2 separate regions of the Homo sapiens genome follow, and region 1 is linked to region 2. A link is an interaction called in ENCODE POLR2A ChIA-PET data of the cell type or tissue named here. Cell type or tissue: Caco-2. All regions are shown on one strand. Links, peaks and the distances in the headings refer to the core of each region. The heading gives the core; the rest is flanking DNA.

The links. Peaks named below come from ENCODE experiments on the same cell type or tissue, not always from the same donor. Only the 100,000 strongest peaks of a DNase experiment are listed, where the experiment ranks them.
Region 1: POLR2A ChIA-PET joins it to region 2 with 5 read pairs; 2 of 35 experiments call an interaction of 5 or more read pairs at or near these places.

The regions. Positions count from the first base shown.
Region 1 is chr6:106,343,251-106,352,139 of GRCh38, reverse strand. No RefSeq gene overlaps it. Among named protein-coding and RNA genes, the nearest start is that of CRYBG1, 13 kb to the left of the region's middle. In Caco-2, for the core only: no CTCF peak of the experiment used is centred there; no DNase peak of the experiment used is centred there.
Region 2 is chr6:106,784,280-106,793,168 of GRCh38, reverse strand. LINC02532 (long intergenic non-protein coding RNA 2532) reads left to right here and starts at 5,628. Exons shown (of 7, transcript NR_033557.2): 1 at 5,628-5,910. In Caco-2, for the core only: no CTCF peak of the experiment used is centred there; a DNase peak (open chromatin) is centred at 5,460.

The DNA of each region.
Region 1 (8,889 bases), core at 2,368-7,367, 440 kb after region 2:
AAAAGATAAGAATAAATACATTTTTTTTTTGCCAGAAACTAGGCAAGCTAGAAAATAATAGAACAACTTTAAAGTGCTTAAAGGAAAAAAAAAAAAAAGACAACCTATACCCAGTGAAAATATTCTGTGAAAATGAAGACAAAAATAAGGATGTATTTAATCAAACACAATCTAACAGAATGCATCACCAGTATCTCTCCCTGCACTACAAGATACCCAGCACTTTTTTTTTTTTTTTGAGACAGAGTCTTGCTCTGTTGCCCAGGCTGGAGTGCAGTGGCGTGATCTTGGCTCACTGCAACCTCTGCCTCCTGGGTTCAAGCAATTCTCTACCATGTCCAGCTAATTTTTGTATTTTTAGTAGAGACAGGGTTTCACCATGTTGGCTAGGCTGGTCTTGAACTCCTGACCTCGTGATCCACCTGCCTCAGCCTCTCAAAATGCTGGGATTACAGGTGTGAGCCACCGCGCCAGCCTACCTGGCACTTTATTAAAGGAAGTGCTTCTGGCAAAGGAAAGTGATGTCAAAAACTTGGGCCTACATGAAAAAATGAAAAGTGCCGCAAACGGCAAAAGCAGATGGTCCCTGATTTATGATGATTCAATTTACTGTTTTTAGCTTTACAATGGTGCAAAAGTGATAGGCATTCAGCAGAAACCACACTTCAAGAACCCATAAAACCATTCTGTTTTTCACTTTCAGTATAGTTTTCAATAAATTACATGAGATATTCAACATTTTATTATAAAATAGGCTTTTTGTTAGATGATTTTTGCCCAACTGTAGGCTAATGTAAGTGTTCTGAGCACTTTTAAGGTAGGCTAAACTAAGCTATGATGTTCAGTAGATAATGTGCCTTAAATGCTTTTTTGACTTACGATGGGTTTGTCAGGACATTACTCCATGATAAGTTGAGGAGCAGATGTATATGGGTGGCTACAAAGGACTTTTTTCTAATTTGCAAATTTTTTAAAAAGATAATTGACTGTTTAGCACATTGAGAGAATTATGTATAAAAGTAAAATAAGTAACAACACTAGCAAAGGAAGGGAAGTGGGAAATGGAAGGATACAAAACGAGAGAAAGAGAATTACTACAATGATCACCCAGATATGTGTCACTCCAACTCATCAGTTGTTAAAATCTTGCCACTTTAATGTTAAATCCTCTCTCTCTCCAACTCAGCATTAGTTTTGCTGAATTACCTGAAAGTAATATGCTGACATCAGGACACTTCACTCATAAATATCTCAATATGGGTCCACTCAAGTACAAGAATAATCTCCTATGCAAACATAAAACAATTACCACACTCAGAAAACTCAGTGTTGATACAGTGCCATCATCTAACATAAAGCCCATATTCAAATATTCCCAATTGCCCATAGATCACATGCTTTGAACTCAAAATTGAAAATCTCTCCCAGAAGGAAGCTCCCTATCTTTAAGATTACAGTTGTCCTTTGGTATTTGTGGGGATACCCCTTCAGATGCCGAAATCCACAGATGCTCAAGCCTCTGTTATAAAATGGTGTAGTGTTTGCATATAACCTATGCACATCCTCCTGTATACTTTAAATTATCTCTAGATTATTTATATTACCTAATACAATGTAAAAGTTATGTAAATAGTTGTTATGCTGCATCATTTAGGAACTAATGGCAATAAAAAGTTTGTACATGTTCAGTACAAGTGCATTCATTTTTTTTTTCAAATACTTTTTTATCTGTGGCTGGTTGAATCCACAGATGTGGCACCCATGGATATGGAGGGCCAGCTCTATATTTTTTACCTTCTTATCTGCACAACAAAAGGAAAATGCTTGGCTTACTCTCATCTCTCTGGAATTTCAGGTCAGCCATTCTTTTGTGTGAATGTTTCCAAGTCAGGAATCTATCTGTACTTATTTTTTGTTACTTTTAATATTTATTTATGTAATTCTTGGATTAAAACTCATCTTCATAAGTTTGGGGAGCTAAATGTTAAGAACTTATGAACACAAAGAAGAAAACAGGCCAGGCGGGGTGACTCACACCTGTAATCCCAGCACTTTGGGAGTCTGAGGTGGGCGGATCACTTGAGGTCAGGAGTTCAAGACCAGCTTGGCCAATATGGTGAAACCCCATCTCTACTAAAAATACAAAAATTAGCCAGGCATGGTGGCACACGCCTGTAATCCCAGCTATATGGAAGGCTGAGGCAGGAGAATCACTTGAACCAGGTGGCAGAATTTGCAGTAGCCGAGATCGCACCACTGTGCTACAGCCTGGGTGACAGAGTGAGACTCCGTCTCAAGAAAACCAAAGGAAACGACAGACACTGGGGTCTACTTAAGTGGGAGGGTGGGAGAAGGAGGAGGAGCAGAAAAGACAACTATTGTGTACTGGGCTTAATACCTGAGTGATGAAATAGTATGTACAACAAACCCCCGTGACATGTGTTTACCTATGTAACAAACCTTCATATGCATCCCCAAACCTAAAATAAAAGTTAAAGTAAATAAATATATAAATAGAAGCAAATGCCTCAGAACTCGTTTTTGTTTTGTTTTGTTTTGTTTTTAAAAAAAGAGCAGAGATTGTTTTTCCCTAACCCCAAATGTATTCTCAGAACCTAACAAGTGCTTGGCACATAATAGGTGTCTAATAAATGTTCGTGGAGTTAATGAATGGATAAAGTGTTTAAGTTGGGGAAATGCCTGTATCTACTTTATATATCTCTGCATCTCATAGAATTGGGCCTTCAATGGGAGTAAAATAGATCCTTATTAAGTAAAGGAATATTTCACACCATAGCTAGAACTACGCTTTGACTGTTCCTTTTGCACTTTTCTTCTACATTTTAGAAACAGAAGAGTAATATAGGGAATACTGGATTTGATCTTCAATTCACTGCATCGAACTGTAGAAATTTAGTAACTATAGGGGGAACTATTACTGTGACAATAGAGAAATTAGTTTTTCATAATATTAATACAGCCACATATCACTATCATATTATTCATTATGCACTTAGTGTCAAACCTGTACTAAGTACTTTACATGCATTTTTAAATTTTATTTTTTAAAGTCAGATTTATTGAGGTACATGTGACTTTCAGTGAAACTCATACTTTTTAGTATGTAGTTCTGTGCAGTTTAATAAGTACACGTAACTACCGTCACAATATAAAACATTTCCATTACCCCTCCCTGCAAATTCTCTTATGCTCTTTTTTTTTTTTTTTTGAGATAGAGTCTTGCTCTGTCACCAGGCTGGAGTGCAGTCGTGCGATCTCTGCTCACTGTAACCTCTGACTCCCTGGTTCAAGCCATTCTCCTGCCTTAGCCTCCTGAGTAGCTGGGATTACAGGCAGGTGTCATCACGCACAGCTAATTTTTTTTGTATTATTTGTAGAGACGGGGTTTCACCACGTTGGCCAGGATAGTCTCAATCTTCTGACCTCGTGATCCACCCACCTTGGTCTCCCAAAGTGCTGGGATTACAGGTGTGAGCCACTGCATCCAGCCTATACTCCTTTATATACACTATTTAGTCCTCCTAATTACCTTAGTAGACATTACTATTTATTATTTCCATGTTTTGGAGAGGAAAAACTGAGGCTAAGAGCAGTTCAGGGATCTATTGAGGGTTGTTGCATAGTAAATGGCAGAGCTTGGACTCCAAATCCTATGATCTAAGTACTTCACCATGCCAATAGTATTTTGTAGTACTGTATTTCATATGTTCAGAATTGCATTTCCCATTTTGTTACACATTGAGATGGTTAGGGAGTTGTGACAACAGGAGAAAATTAAAATGAATTTTTCAAAAATAGAATAAGGTAAATGAATTACAAGATAGATTATATGTCATATTAGAAGTGTACCCTCTCTATGTTACACAACATTAAAGCCAAGTAAAATTTTAGTTGATTGATATGGTAGTGAATATTTCAAAAGCTCGAGAATTTTAACTTTACTTCACAACCAAGAAACCCATTAGTCGCTTGACTGTAGAAATGTCCAAGGATAAGATGTGGGAATTAGCAGCTGCCTGACATGTCAGACCTAGGTGGTCACCATCCTCAAGTAGCTTACCATTGAGTTTCACAGATAAAACAAAGTCTTTTGTAGTTACTGTTTTGTTTAGAGTTCTGCCATGATGGTAGCCTTAGTTGGCCCCTGGTTCTGATTTGGTCTTCCCGATTTCCAGAAACCTCTCTACCGACTGTTGCTGAAAAAGCAGCAGAAGCCAGACAGGCAGCCTTACAGAGGTCATGTTATCTTTGCACAAAGTGAGCTTCTCTGCTGGTTCAAGCTGTAGGAAACAACGAATTATTCTAGTTAATTTCAAAAACCTAGTCTGTTTTAGAAATCTATGTTAACAACCCTAAAAACATGTATTTTATCAAAGAAGTTTTTAACACTGAGTGGAAAGACATTTCCATTGCACAATCTAAAGCCAAATAGATTGCTTTGAGCTAATCATGTGTGTTCAATACGCATCGTTTTACCTAGATGTTTGCTTATAGCTACATAATTTAGTTATTCTCCTATCTACATTCGGTTAAACCTCTATGGCCCCTGGTGATGATATTTTTACAAACATCATTGCCATTAGCCAATTCTGAGTCCCAGGAGACACATGCTAAAATTTTTCTTCTTATCATTCTTATCATTTCTTTGTGTTATTAATATTAATGCTTTAGCAAACAAGACTGCCTAGAGAGAGTGATTTATGAGCTAATTATAGACAGTCCTCACTATGTAAATAAGGCCTGTGTACATAGTTTAGGATTTCTCAAGATGGAGCCAATGTATTAGAAAAATCCTATATCATATTTATTTTAGTTTATTTAATAGTTGGAAATTTTTCCTTCAGTAGCAATTTTTTTTTTTTTAGCAAAGCAAGAGTGATCTAAAGACAAATACAGTAAATAAAGTAGATGATCCACCATACATATTTTTTTTCTGTGGGGGGAATAATTAGCTGAATTTATAAAGTAATGTGAATAGTTTCATTTGTGTATTTCTTTAACTGGCTTTAAAAGCAATTGCAAAAAGTTTTGTCGATGCCTTGAGTAATTACATTATTGTTCAACAAGCATGTGATCTCCTGGAGCTTCAACTTTGAAGGACAACATATTTTATGTTTAATTATGCTTGCTTAAAAATAAGTCACCTATCCTCAAAAAACTAAAAATAAAGCTACCATAGGATACAGCGGTCCCACTCCTAGGTATATATCCAAAAGAAAGGAAATCAGTATATCAAAGACATATCTGCACTCCCATGTTTATTGCAGTACTATTCACAATAACCAAGATTTAGAAGCAACCTAAGTATCCATCAACAGATGAGTGGATAAAGAAAATGTGGTACATGTACATAATGGAGTACTATTCAGTCATAAAACAGAATGAGATCATGTCAATTGCAACATGGATGGAAACAGAGGTCACTATGTTGAGTGAAATAAACCAGCCACAGTAAGACAAACATCACGTGTTCTCACCGATTTGTGGGAGCTAAAAAGACAACTGGACCCATGGAGATAGAGAGTAGAAGGATGGTTACCAAAGGCTGGGATAGGTAGTGGGGTTGCGGTGAGGCGGAAGTGGGAATGGTTAATGGGTACAAAAGTAGTTAGAAAGAATGAATAAGACCTAGTATTTGCTAGCACAGCAGGGTGACTATAGTAAATAATAATTTAATTGTACCTTTTAAAATAACTAAAAGTATAATTGGATTGTTCATAACACAAAGGATAAATGCTTGAAGGGATAGATACCACATTTACCTTGAGGTGATTATTATGCATTGCATGCCTTTATCAAAATATCTCATATAACTCATGAATATATACACCTACCGTGTACTCGCAAAAAATTAAAAAGTCATCTAACTTTAAAGGATATCATCCTAACTTTATATCCTAAAGTTCATTCAAGGCCTTAATTCAGGGATTCGCATGAGCTATAGAGAATTTACAGCCGGGCTCGGTGTGTAATCCCGGCACTTTGGGAGGCTGAGGCGGGTGGATCCCTTGAGGTTAGGAGTTCAAGACCAGCCTGGGCAACATGGTGAAACCCTATCTCTACAAAAACTACAAAAATTAGCCAGGCATGGTTGTGTGTGCCTGTAGTCACAGCTACCCGGGAGGCTGAGGTGGGAGCATCGCCCGAGCCCAGGAGGTTGAGGCTGCAGTGAGCCGTGAGTGTGCCAGTGTACTCCATCCTAGGTAACAGAGCAAGACACAGTCTCAAAGGAAAAAAAAAAAGAACTTGGCTGATTACTACTTTTTCAAGAGAAAAAGGAAAGAGAATTTACTGGCAATTAGGAGTTAACACTGAAAATTTTAATAAATACATCTTTCAGTTAATCAATAAGCATTGCCCAAGGTAGTGTTAAGTGCTTTATGTGGGACCAGAAACATTCTTCAGGAGGTTAAAATCTAGTTCGACACCTAAGACTAAGAAACATCAAATAATTAAGGGATAAAGTAAAGAAGTTGCTGCTGTAAATTTTTATCATTAGTTATTAGTTTACTAATCTAATACATAAAAACTAACAGTAAATTTTATTTTTGTCTTATGTCTTGGCCATACCTTAGTCCACTATTACTCCGCCTTCTTCCTAGCTTGGCCTAAATAACTATAGGACGACACTCATACCTGACACATTCAAATTGCTTGGATGCAGTCCTGTCCTGAAACTAAGATATACATCTACATACCACACAGGCTAAGCATTGACTACCTATGGTAAATTGAGAACATTATATAATTCTTCCAGATGAGTGAGGGCTTTGCAAGAGAGGATGTAATTATTATATGAAGAAATGAAAATAACACTCTCCTTTCTCATTTGCAATGCTTATTAAATTGTATGAATTACATGTTACCAGATTGTTTATTCATATTTGCTTTGTTCTGAAAAAGGATTTGAGACTGTTGAATGAAAATAGGTAACACATAAGCAACGAGCTGTGTGGGTTCTTTTCCCTACTCAGAAACATAGAATATAATTTCATATACTGTAGTAATGGCATAATAAAGTGGCTTAATAAGCAGCCAGTTTCAAACACTGCTTAACTGGCTAGTTATGGGTAATTTATGCATGGGATAATGCAGCCCATCAGTTGCTACATTTATTTAGCATCCAGAGGTTTTGCGTAAATGAATCAATCAATTCAATTTAAAAACTAGTATAATTTATTTCCTCCTACTTAATTGACATTGGCTCTGATGTACCCATTACCTCAATTATGGAATTCTAGATTCAAGTCCATAGTACTGGATCTTGGACAGACTGTCATTTTAAAATAGAATTAAATGAGCTCATGTACCAGACATGGCTAGTTGCCAATACTCATTCTCCCTTCTTCAAAACATTACCCTGATTCTGTTTGAGGTGAGAACACTCTCTAACTAAAAGTACTTGATTTCCCAGCTTGTTTTCCAGATAGAGGTAGTCATTTGGCACAATCACGACCAGTTAGATGTGGGTGAACATCTGTGGCGAGGATTTGCTTCCTTGAATGGAATGGTAAACCTTTGAGAGGAGGAAGTCCTTGGCCTCCATCCTTTCTGTCTTCTTTTCGTCTTCCTTCCTGAGACATGAATGTTATGCCAAAGAAGCCAAACCCATCTTATGGCCCAGAGGATTGCAGGGCAGGAAGAAAGAAGCATTTGGAACAATGACGCTACCATGGGGCCACTACCCAAGCCCTAGACTTCTTGTAATGTGAACAACAACTAAAAATCTAATTTTGGTTGAGTTTTCTGCCACCTGCTGTCAAATTTCAAATACTATAAAGGTGCCCAAAGTGGGTGCCAAAAAAATGTTAGCAATTATGTGAGAGATTCCTAAAGATCAGGAAATACTTTAGGAAAGCTTTAATTAATTAATTAATTAACATGAAAAAGGGGAGTAAGTCTAATAGCAGGGAGGTAAAAACAATGATGTTATTAATATTTATTATTATTTTTTTTTAATAGAGACATAGTCTTCCTGTGCTGCCCAGGCTGGTCTTGAAGTCCTGGGCTCAAGCAATCCTCCATGCTTGGCCTCCCAAACTGTTGGGATTACAGGCATGAGCCACCACACCCAGCCAATAGTTATTATTATGGTTAATTTTTTGAGTGCTTACCATACACCAGGCACTGTGTAATATTGTATATATATATAAATATAAATATGCATATAACATACAGCACATATATAAACAGATGTTTATTTGTTATGTATATATAACATATGTATAATTTATTACTATAACAATACTATAGGGTTGCAACTATTGTTACCCCATTTCATAGGTGAGAAGAATAAAGCTTAGGAAGGTTAAATAAATGTGGCTACAGGCGCATGCCACCACACCTGGCTAAATTTTTGTATTTTTAGTGGGGACAGGGTTTTGCCATGTTGGTCAGAGTGGTCTTGAACTCCTGACCTCAGGTGTTCCACCTCCCTTGGCCTCCCAAAGTACTGGGATTACAGGCATGAGCTGCCACGCCTGGTCAAAACATCCTGCTTTTTAAATGAAGTATCAGATTAAGACATGTAGGCAAAAAAGCAATGTAGCAGCAATGCATGAAGAATAGGTTTATCTGTTAATCCCTAAATAGCTGGTATTTGAGTATCAGGAACTACAGAGACATCTAGAGGGGAAGAGGAAAGGTCTGAAACCGTGGCCAAGAGACGCAAAGCTATGCACTGCCCCTCAGAACTTCATGATGGCAAAGAACAGTTTATTGTGTTGAACTTTTGTTTACACTGATGTGTATATATTAAAATAAGACGTATTTGTTAAAGTGTGGTGGTGGTCAGGAGAATACACTTCACAGATCTTTACTGAGTGAGAGTGATTGATTGAGGGCCCAGGGACTGAGCATGCTGGAGAT
Region 2 (8,889 bases), core at 2,596-7,595:
TATCCCTCTCCCATCCACTCCAGCCTCAATTCTGCATGACCTGCTGGAGAAGCTGGAGCCCTTCGCCATGGAGCTGCACTATCACCTGGCCCAGGACTCAGAGAAACAGATGGAGGAGATCTGGCAGGAGCTGGAGGAGCTGTGGGTCTGGGCACACACACCACATCAGTGACAACGTTTGCCAGCTGCCACAGCACCTGCTGCCCTGCTGCTACATTCAGGGCATAGGAAATATGGCCACTGCTCCATGCCCACCTTCCAAGTCTGATGGAAAATATGTCTTGTCGCCAACCATAACCTAGAACTACACAGGGAAGGGAATTCTTGAAAACACAGGTTTTGTTAAGCTCAGTTGTCATGGTACAAAGCCACCACAGTCTATTCCTTGTAAACTTGGCATTCACACGCACTTCTTTTAACCATGTTTAACTTCCCAATAAAGACAATAGCAACATTATGCTTTTGCCTAACATGATGCAACTCTCCTTGCACTGCCTAAAACATGATATTCTCTTCTGCAAAGAGGTTTTAAGTCTCTCTATCTATCTTTGGGTGATGTTAATCCTCCTGTAGCCAAGTCACATTTCCCCTTTGCTATTCTGTAACTTAAATACTGAGATACAGGTTAATTACCATGAACACATCTTATGTTAGATGGTAGGTGACTAAGAGAAGGTAATTACCTTCTTTAGACAATCAAATATTTTTGACCAAAGCTAGACTCAGTAAAACTTTTATTTTGAATTAAATTATGAACCTACAAACCTGAGGACTTCTTTCCTGAGAGCTTAGGTTGGCTATTTCATCTGTTTTTAATGCTGTCAAATTTATCCTGAGAGGAGTCAGGCACCTCAGCCAAGCCTAAACTGTGATCCTGCAATGTAGCTTGGTCTATCTGATGAGCTTATATGTGGTGAACCCCCTGTGCATCTGTTTATCCAGGAAAACCAAAATTGTGCTGAAGAAGCTTTGAACAAGATCGCACCACTGCACTCCAGCCTGGGTGACAGAGCAGGACTCCATCTCAAAAAAAAAAAAAAAAAAAAAAAGAAGCTTTGAACAGAGGCCCCAGGGGGACACAGGTTTAGAGATTAGGAGGAAAGACAATGTCTGCCCAGCCCAGTCCCAGGGTTTGGATCTGACCTTCGAAAACAAGGCAACTGCAGTCAGAACGGGTAGGGGATGTATGGTTTGGGCAGATGCAATCTGCTTTGGGTCTCATGTGGCCAAATGCAACATAGAGCTGGGGAATGGGCAGTCTCCCCATTTCTTACAGAACATCCTGTGTAATTGACACACACTGTAGCTCCATTTGGCATACCTGACGTGTCTCAGCTTCGCGGGAACGTGGAGGTAGTATCCTGGGCAGGAGGGCACAGGCCTTTAGGAGATTGATGACAAAGGGGCAGCCCCTGGCCTCCCTGGTGGCTTGCAGGAAGCAACAACGTCAAACAGGCTGGAGTGGGAAAACATGTCTGAGATTTCTCTGAGACACTTCGTGGGGACTAAAAATAACCGGGGGGCAAGGATAAAGGAGGGGCAAGAAGGGAGGTGAGGAAGCACAAGGACCTCGGTGCTGATGGAACCGTTCTGTATCGTGATTGTGGTGGTGGTCACACGCATCTACACAGGCGATAAAATGGTACAGGGACACACACACACAAACACACACACAAATGACAGCATGCAAAACTGATGAACTCTGTGGGTTGCACCAGTATCAATGTTCTGATTTTGTACTGGATGTTAGCATTGAGGGAAACTAAAAGTACACAGGACATTAAGTCAAGGAAAAACAATAATAGTAATTATTATTTTAATTAGTTAATAATTTAATTAATAACTAAAAATATTAATTCTATTAATATTTACTGAAAGCTAACAATACGTTAGGTCCTTCACTTTTTTTTCCTGTTTAATCCTTACGACACTCTTATGAAATAGATGTTGGTATTACCTATTTTTATAGACAAGGAAATTGAGTCCAAGTCATGTGAAGGTCACTCAACTAGGCTGTCTGAGTCAGAGCCCGGACTTCTAACATTGAAGTCCTCAAGGAAAAGGTTTAGATTGCAGTGACATGGGGGATAGGGTGGAATACAAAATTCAGCACGAAGGACTTCTGAGCAGTTCTGTGCGGGAGTGAGTGGAGCTTGCTGGCCGGGTGAAGTGCTCCACAGTGGGGCAGTTCTCAGAGCAGACTGGACAGACACGATCTGTCACGGCCCTGTCTTTTGGTTCCAGGCTACATCCACCTCTTAAATGACTTGGGCTTTCTCATCTGTACAAAGGGGAAAATAAGTTTTATCTCATGGGTTGTTGATAGAATTGCAAGAGGTATAACAAAGGGTTCCAAACCTTCAGCCTCCTGGAAGTCACACTTTCTTTAATATCCACATCGAATGGCTCAAGCCTCCATCCGAAATTACATGGGGAATCGCATTTCCCCTCAGCATTTTCAAAGATTCCCCAGGGCCTTCGCATTTGCAGAGCCTGCCTTTCCCTCCCATTCCTGCTCAGACCCAATTCTCGGTTGCCCAGTGTGGTCTTGGGCCCAGTGTTTGCCCATCAAAGCCACTGTCCTCTCTCCACACTGCTTCCTCCGTGCCGGACTTTGCTCCCTCCTTTTATTCTCCAAGCAACACCTACATCTGTTCACAAATGTTATGGTGGGTAGTGCTGGCACATTTGGCTGACTTTCACTGAAGATTTGGGGTAGCAGAAGAAAATTACAGTTCTACCTAATGCAGCACAAAAACATGCCAAGTCACACTAGACAAACTCTTACAAATTTCTAACAGGTTGTTTTAAGTACCAAAACCTCCTTCCTTTTTCTCTGGAAAGCCCCTTCTCTCTTCAATAACCATCCTCTTTCTTCAAGTGCTAGGGCCAATTTGGCAACCCTCCATCATTTTATTATGCTGAGTAGTCCAGCTCTTTTTAATTTTTTTTCTGTCTTCCAGACCAGGTCCTGGGGACCACCCTTCCTAAAGCAAAAGGGGAGGGATGCATCCGTCATTTTCCTCTGTGCTTTGGCCTGTGTGACCATGGGACAGTTATAGAGCCATGGTGAGCCTCCATTTACTTGTCTGCTATTTACTTGTCTACTTTGGAAGTGGAGAGTAACAGTACTTAAACCCCAGGATTATTGTAAAGATACAGTGAACATAAATCACTTAGACTGCACCAGAGCTTAGTGTCTGTTTATTCGTATGATTTCTCTGACTTTCACAACTTCTGGAGACATCCAACCTTGTTTCTCCTCTTGTTAGATAGTGAGAGTTTCTGCTGTTCCTGTCCTCCTGGACAGAGGGAGGTAAGTACTGTCCATCAGGGCACATTCTTGAAGTCTTTGCCTCTGCTGCGGGTGGTCCCTTTTTTTGATGTAGACGGCAGGAAAGAGTCTCAGTGTCCTGAAAGTGACCAGGCCTAGCCCTGCCCAGGACAAGAAGGTAGAAAGTGGAGGCCACAGTTGCTGTGGTCTGTTGATGAAGTGTTTGAATTGTATATTGACCCCACAGGAAATTAGATCATAGACAGTCACATGGCCCTGGAGACTTGGAGTAAGAACTGATGAGGGAGGCTCAAATGTTTGATGCATGGTTTCCTTTGAGAACAACTGGGAGGGAGTGGAAGGAATGGAATGGCATAGAAGCAAGGAAATGGATTTTAACAGTAGGATTTAAAGTGTCTATGACTATTGAAGTGTGTTGTGGATGAGATTTGGTGCATATGAATAAATACAAAGAGATGCTGTTCAGGGCCTTATGTAAGCAAGAATGGAACAGAGGGAGAGGGAGAGCTCAGCAGCCTTGCTGAGGCAATGGAGGCATGTGCACCAGAGCCAGGGCCAAGTGTGGCAAAATCTACTAAAGGTTCTTCAGAGGCTAGCCCACAATAGGATGGCCCCTGAAGTCCAGTAAATCTTGGTGTTCCACTCACCCCCTCCCCTGATGCGAGGTGCAGCTCCCTCTTTCCCCAGGGGCCCTTCCTCTTGACTGCCTCCCCCAGGATAGGGGGATGGCTATGCCCTGCTGGTTCCTGACCTTCTCCTGCTCCGTTGGAGACCATTATGCTTAAGCATTGATTATCTGTGTCCAGTCAGTGTTTTGCAGCATTCCTGGTGCAAATGGCCTGCCTGTGTGCTGAAGTGGAAGGAAAGGGCTCTTAGGGGCACATTCTGTGGTCCAGGAGGACACAGAGCTGACCTTATCTCTAGCTATTGGCCATCTGTGTTCCCTGGAGCAACAGAACACCAGGTGCAGAGCCCCAACATGGGGATGGAGCTTGGAAACCTGGCTGGAAACAGAAATGGAGCTACCCTGTTAGGTGGGGGACTTGGGCAGGAGAGTGAAAAGGCTCCTGTTTCTAGTGGGCGGAGAGTCTGGGGGTAGGGGTCTGGGTTCTCTCAGATGGCCTGTAGAAGAAGGGAAGATGCTGCAGAGAGGAAAAAGCCCCCATAAGGGACCAGATGCTGCACCCCCAGGTCCTATTTGATTTAGGGAATGAAGGAGGGAGGAGAAAAGAAAGAAGAAGAGGGGGAAGGAAGCTGCAGACTACTTGTTCTGGGCTAGACGCCATGCTGGGCTCCAAGAAGAGGTACAAAACACTGCATGGCACCCAGCACGTACAAGTCCCTTGGTCAGTACAGCTGTTATCATTACGAGTGACGTTACTGCTTAATTCTAACAACACCACCATAAGGCAGGTATTATTATACTATCTCTATTTTGTGGATGACAAAATTGAGGTTCAGAAAAGAGAAGCAATTGGTGTAGGGGGTTGAAAATTGAAACACAGCGTATCTGACTCCAACGCCTGTGTGTCCAAGCCCTGTGATAGGGAAAGATGTAGGTGTTCCACAGTACCTGGCAAGGCAACAACTGGCGATGGTAAAGGGCCAGTATGGAGTGGGGTTGGGTGAGGGTAGGGGAGTTAGGGAGGGAAAGAAGCCCTCTCCCTTGAAAAGTTCCCCAGGGCTGGGCTGCCGTGCAAAGCCACTCGCCAGGAAGTATGGGACCAACGGAGGCCAGAGGCAAGACTCTCCTGGCTGCCCCACAGGCTTAGAGCTGGGAGGCAGGTGCTGCGTGCCAGCAGGAAGAGCAGCCACTAGAAGAGAGAGAAGTAGCCCTGGCACCTGGGGGAGCCATACCTGGGATGGACAAAGGTAGGCATGGCTGCTGAGCCTGCACTGAGTAGATGGTCCTGGATGCTCCGGCAGGTGTGGTGCGGCTTGGTTTCCAGCAATCTTGCTGGTGGGTGTTCAGCCACTGACTGTATGTGTATATCTTTGTCATTGTTGTTATCAGTATTATGGTGATGACTTTCTCTGACTTTTATGCATTTAGGCTAAAGGAACCTGGAAAAACACATGAATCAAAATAAAAGTTGATTCACCTTTCCAGGGCAGAGTTACAAGCGTCAAAACTCTCAGGCGAGATCTGCCAGTGACGTTCTGACCGCATGCCTCTCTGCAAGGAAAGTGGTATGTGTTGTTTTTTCCAGCAGTGGAAATACAAATGATTAACTCTGGAAACCATGGCTGTTTCACTGATAACTAATTTGTTTGCTGATAAATGATTACCCAGGAGCCAGAATAGAGACCCAAAAGTCAAACTGCAAAAATTATTAAGTTCCCTCTGTATGCAGAATATTGTGCAACATGGTTATGGGTACTACAGTGGATGTGAGTGTGTAGACCTTGTACAATAGAGCTTATAGGCTAATGAGAAGACAGGAAGAAACAACAGGAACACATATAGCTGGAATGCAGATGGGATCTGTGCTACTTACGCTAGCCATGGGATGATTAGAACAAGATAAGAGACATGAGGAAGACTTCTTCAAGGAGGTGCTCAAGCCATGTTTTGGAAAAGAGAACTCAAGGTCTGGCAGGGAGAAAGGAGCAAGGTAACCAGGGGAAGTCTTGGAGGAGAGCAAGATGATGCTGAAACTGCCCTCACTGTTGGTTTTAATGTTGTTCTTGTCTTACTGGTCGATTCAGAGCATTCACGGTGCAAGAGAGATAGGGACATTTGATTTAAGAAATAGAGCAGAATCTCCTCAAATTAAATCAGAATTTTTGATGGAGTAGAGGTCAGAGCTATGTTTTGGAAGTGTTTGGGAAATTGTTAGTTTTGTTCCCAGGATCTGATGCTTTTGTGGTTGAATATTCCATGTGAATGTTTTCTCTGCCCATGCAAATAGTAGGTCTCCCAGACAAATATCTCAGTGGTGCCAGCACTTCATTTTCCAAATGTAGGAGGATCTTTCTAATACTTCCTTTGTGGGGAACATGAAACTGTTGGAGGCTTGTAATCATATCTATATTTTAAAGAAAGATTTTTTTTATCAACAGGCTATATGGAAATATATTCAAAACTGTTAGTATTATGGTTGGATATTAATTTTGAAGTATTATATAGTTTTTTTCCTCCTGTATTTCTTTCTTAACCCTCTCACCTACTTCTCTTCTTGTTTTTATTATTTATTTATTTATTTATTTTGAGGCAGAGTCTCACTCTGTTGCCCAGGCTGGAGTGCAGTGGCATGGTCTCCACTCACTGCAACCTCCATCTCCCAGGTTCAAGTGATTCTCTTGCCTCAGCCTCCCAAGTATTTGGGGTTACAGGCATGTGCCACCACACCCAGCTAATGTTTGTATTTTTAGTAGAGACAGGGTTTTGCCATGTTCTCCAGGCTGGTCTCGAATCCCTGACCTCAGGTGATCCCCCCGCCTCGGCCTCCCAAAGTACTTCTTGCTTTTTTGAGCAAGGTTACTCTGTCCTCATTGTCTTAGTGAAGGGATAGTCAACAGGGGACAGAGATATAGAAGCCCATTTTCCTGGCTTTTGAGTTTTTAAAGCCCTTGTGTGTAAAGGAAGGACTCTGACTTATACAAGAGATTTAGGAGAATATGTGGTGCTCCACTTGAAGCTCCCTGTCTCCAGTATCTGGGGACTTGGTGTGGGGGAGGTGGGTCACAGAGAAAGTAAGAACTGTATATTCATTAGGGAATTCTTGAATGTGGTATTGTGTGTCCTGGGTGAATGGGAATGGAACCCACTGATTAGCTTGTCGACATTTCTGTAGACTAAGATTTGTACCTGCAACTGTCTAGTGCTAAATGGTAAATATTTTTCTTCCAGTTGATTTGCCTGGGGTTCTCATTAACTTTCTAGAAGATTTTGGATAGAACTCTTGGATATTTAATGTCACAAATTTTAGTTTTGATCTTGCCTCTTGGGCTCAATGTTGCATTCCTGTAACTCTCCAAATTACCGAAAAACAATTATTGGAATAACCCAAGTTTACATGAAAAGTAAACACAGCAAAGAGCTGGAAAAACAGCATGTGATGGGTCATGGCCAGATTTGCCCATGGAAAGCCCCTAAGTGGATGTAAGTAGAAAATTCTTAGGTCCTGTAACATAAGTGCAGATAAAGGGAAGTTGCTTAATATGGAGCACCAGCACAGAAAAGAAGAATGATTTTACGTAAACATTGTGCAGTAAGTCTCTTAGAACCCCAAACCTGGGGCATAGGCCTAGGGGATGTGGTTTATTGGGTTAAAGAAGGATTGTCTGAAACGGTGATATACATCATCCTAGGGGCTGGCATGCCCTTTCTGGAGGGGAGAGGAGCCTTTGTTCTGGGCTTCTGGAGTCTTGTAGATTCCTCATCCTGAGAGCTGCTGCCCACAGCCACCACCCCACGTAGGTGTATCCAGTTTAGAAACAAAAGGGGGACTCTGGCAGGCTGGCTGCTATGCTGTATTTGTGGTCATTATTACTATTATTATTATTATTATTATTTTTTTTTTTTTGAGATGGAGTTTCGCTTTTGTTGGCCCAGGCTAGAGTGCAATGGTGCGATCTCAGTTCATCGCAACCGCTGCCTCCTGGGTTCAAGCAATTCATCTGCCTCAGCCTCCTGAGTACCTGGGATTACAGGCATGCGCCACCACGCCCCGCCAATTTTGTATTTTTAGTAGAGACGAGGTTTCTCCATGTTGGTCAGGCTGGTCTCGAACTCCCAATCTCAAGTGATCTGCCCACCTCAGCCTCCCAAAGTGCTGGGATTATAGGCATGAGCCACTGCACCCGGCCTTGTGGTCATTATTTTTAAATACTGTAGTATAAGTAATGGAATATGTGTGTAAACCAATTAATCCTAATCTGCTTTTACTCTTTAGGGTTGATTAATTAATGGATAACACAAAAAAGTGAACTCTAGTCTGTGTCAACAACTGAGTTTCCTTTATTTGCACACAAAAGTGTTAAAAGTAATTGTTGATTTGGCAAACCAGCAGATTTTTTTTTGTTTGGTTAGGAGTAATCTAATGGGACTAATTGTCTTGTGTGAATAAGGGATAAAAATGATCAAGCCCAATAATTATGCCATCTGTGTAGGGCTGGGAGTCTAGAGCCCACTGGTGTGACATCTCCAAGGATAAGACCACTCTCCCCTTGCCCCCCACCATCTAACCATAGGAAACCAGTCTTTGCGTTTGCTTCAAAAACTTGTCTCCAACATTTGCAGGCTGGGGCAAGAGTGCAAATGGAGACCCACATAGCATATGTTTAAACATCTAAAAGCTATAAATCCAGCTAAGAAACCATAATATAGAACATACTCTATCCTCTTGCCTTGAAAAATATATATTCAGAGGGACCTAGAATATCAAGTTTGGATATAGAATTCTTCAACTCAGAGTTCCATCTGCTTGTCCCAGTGTCTCCGTTCTCTGTCTGCTCCCAGCTCCATCCCTCATCCCATATTAAAGACACCCCAGTCTGCATAGCCCATTCTTTATAAATGGCTGCCTGGTGGCCTAGGGATGAGGACAGCCATGAGACAGATGATCCTCAGGACTCAGACCCCCTGAAGA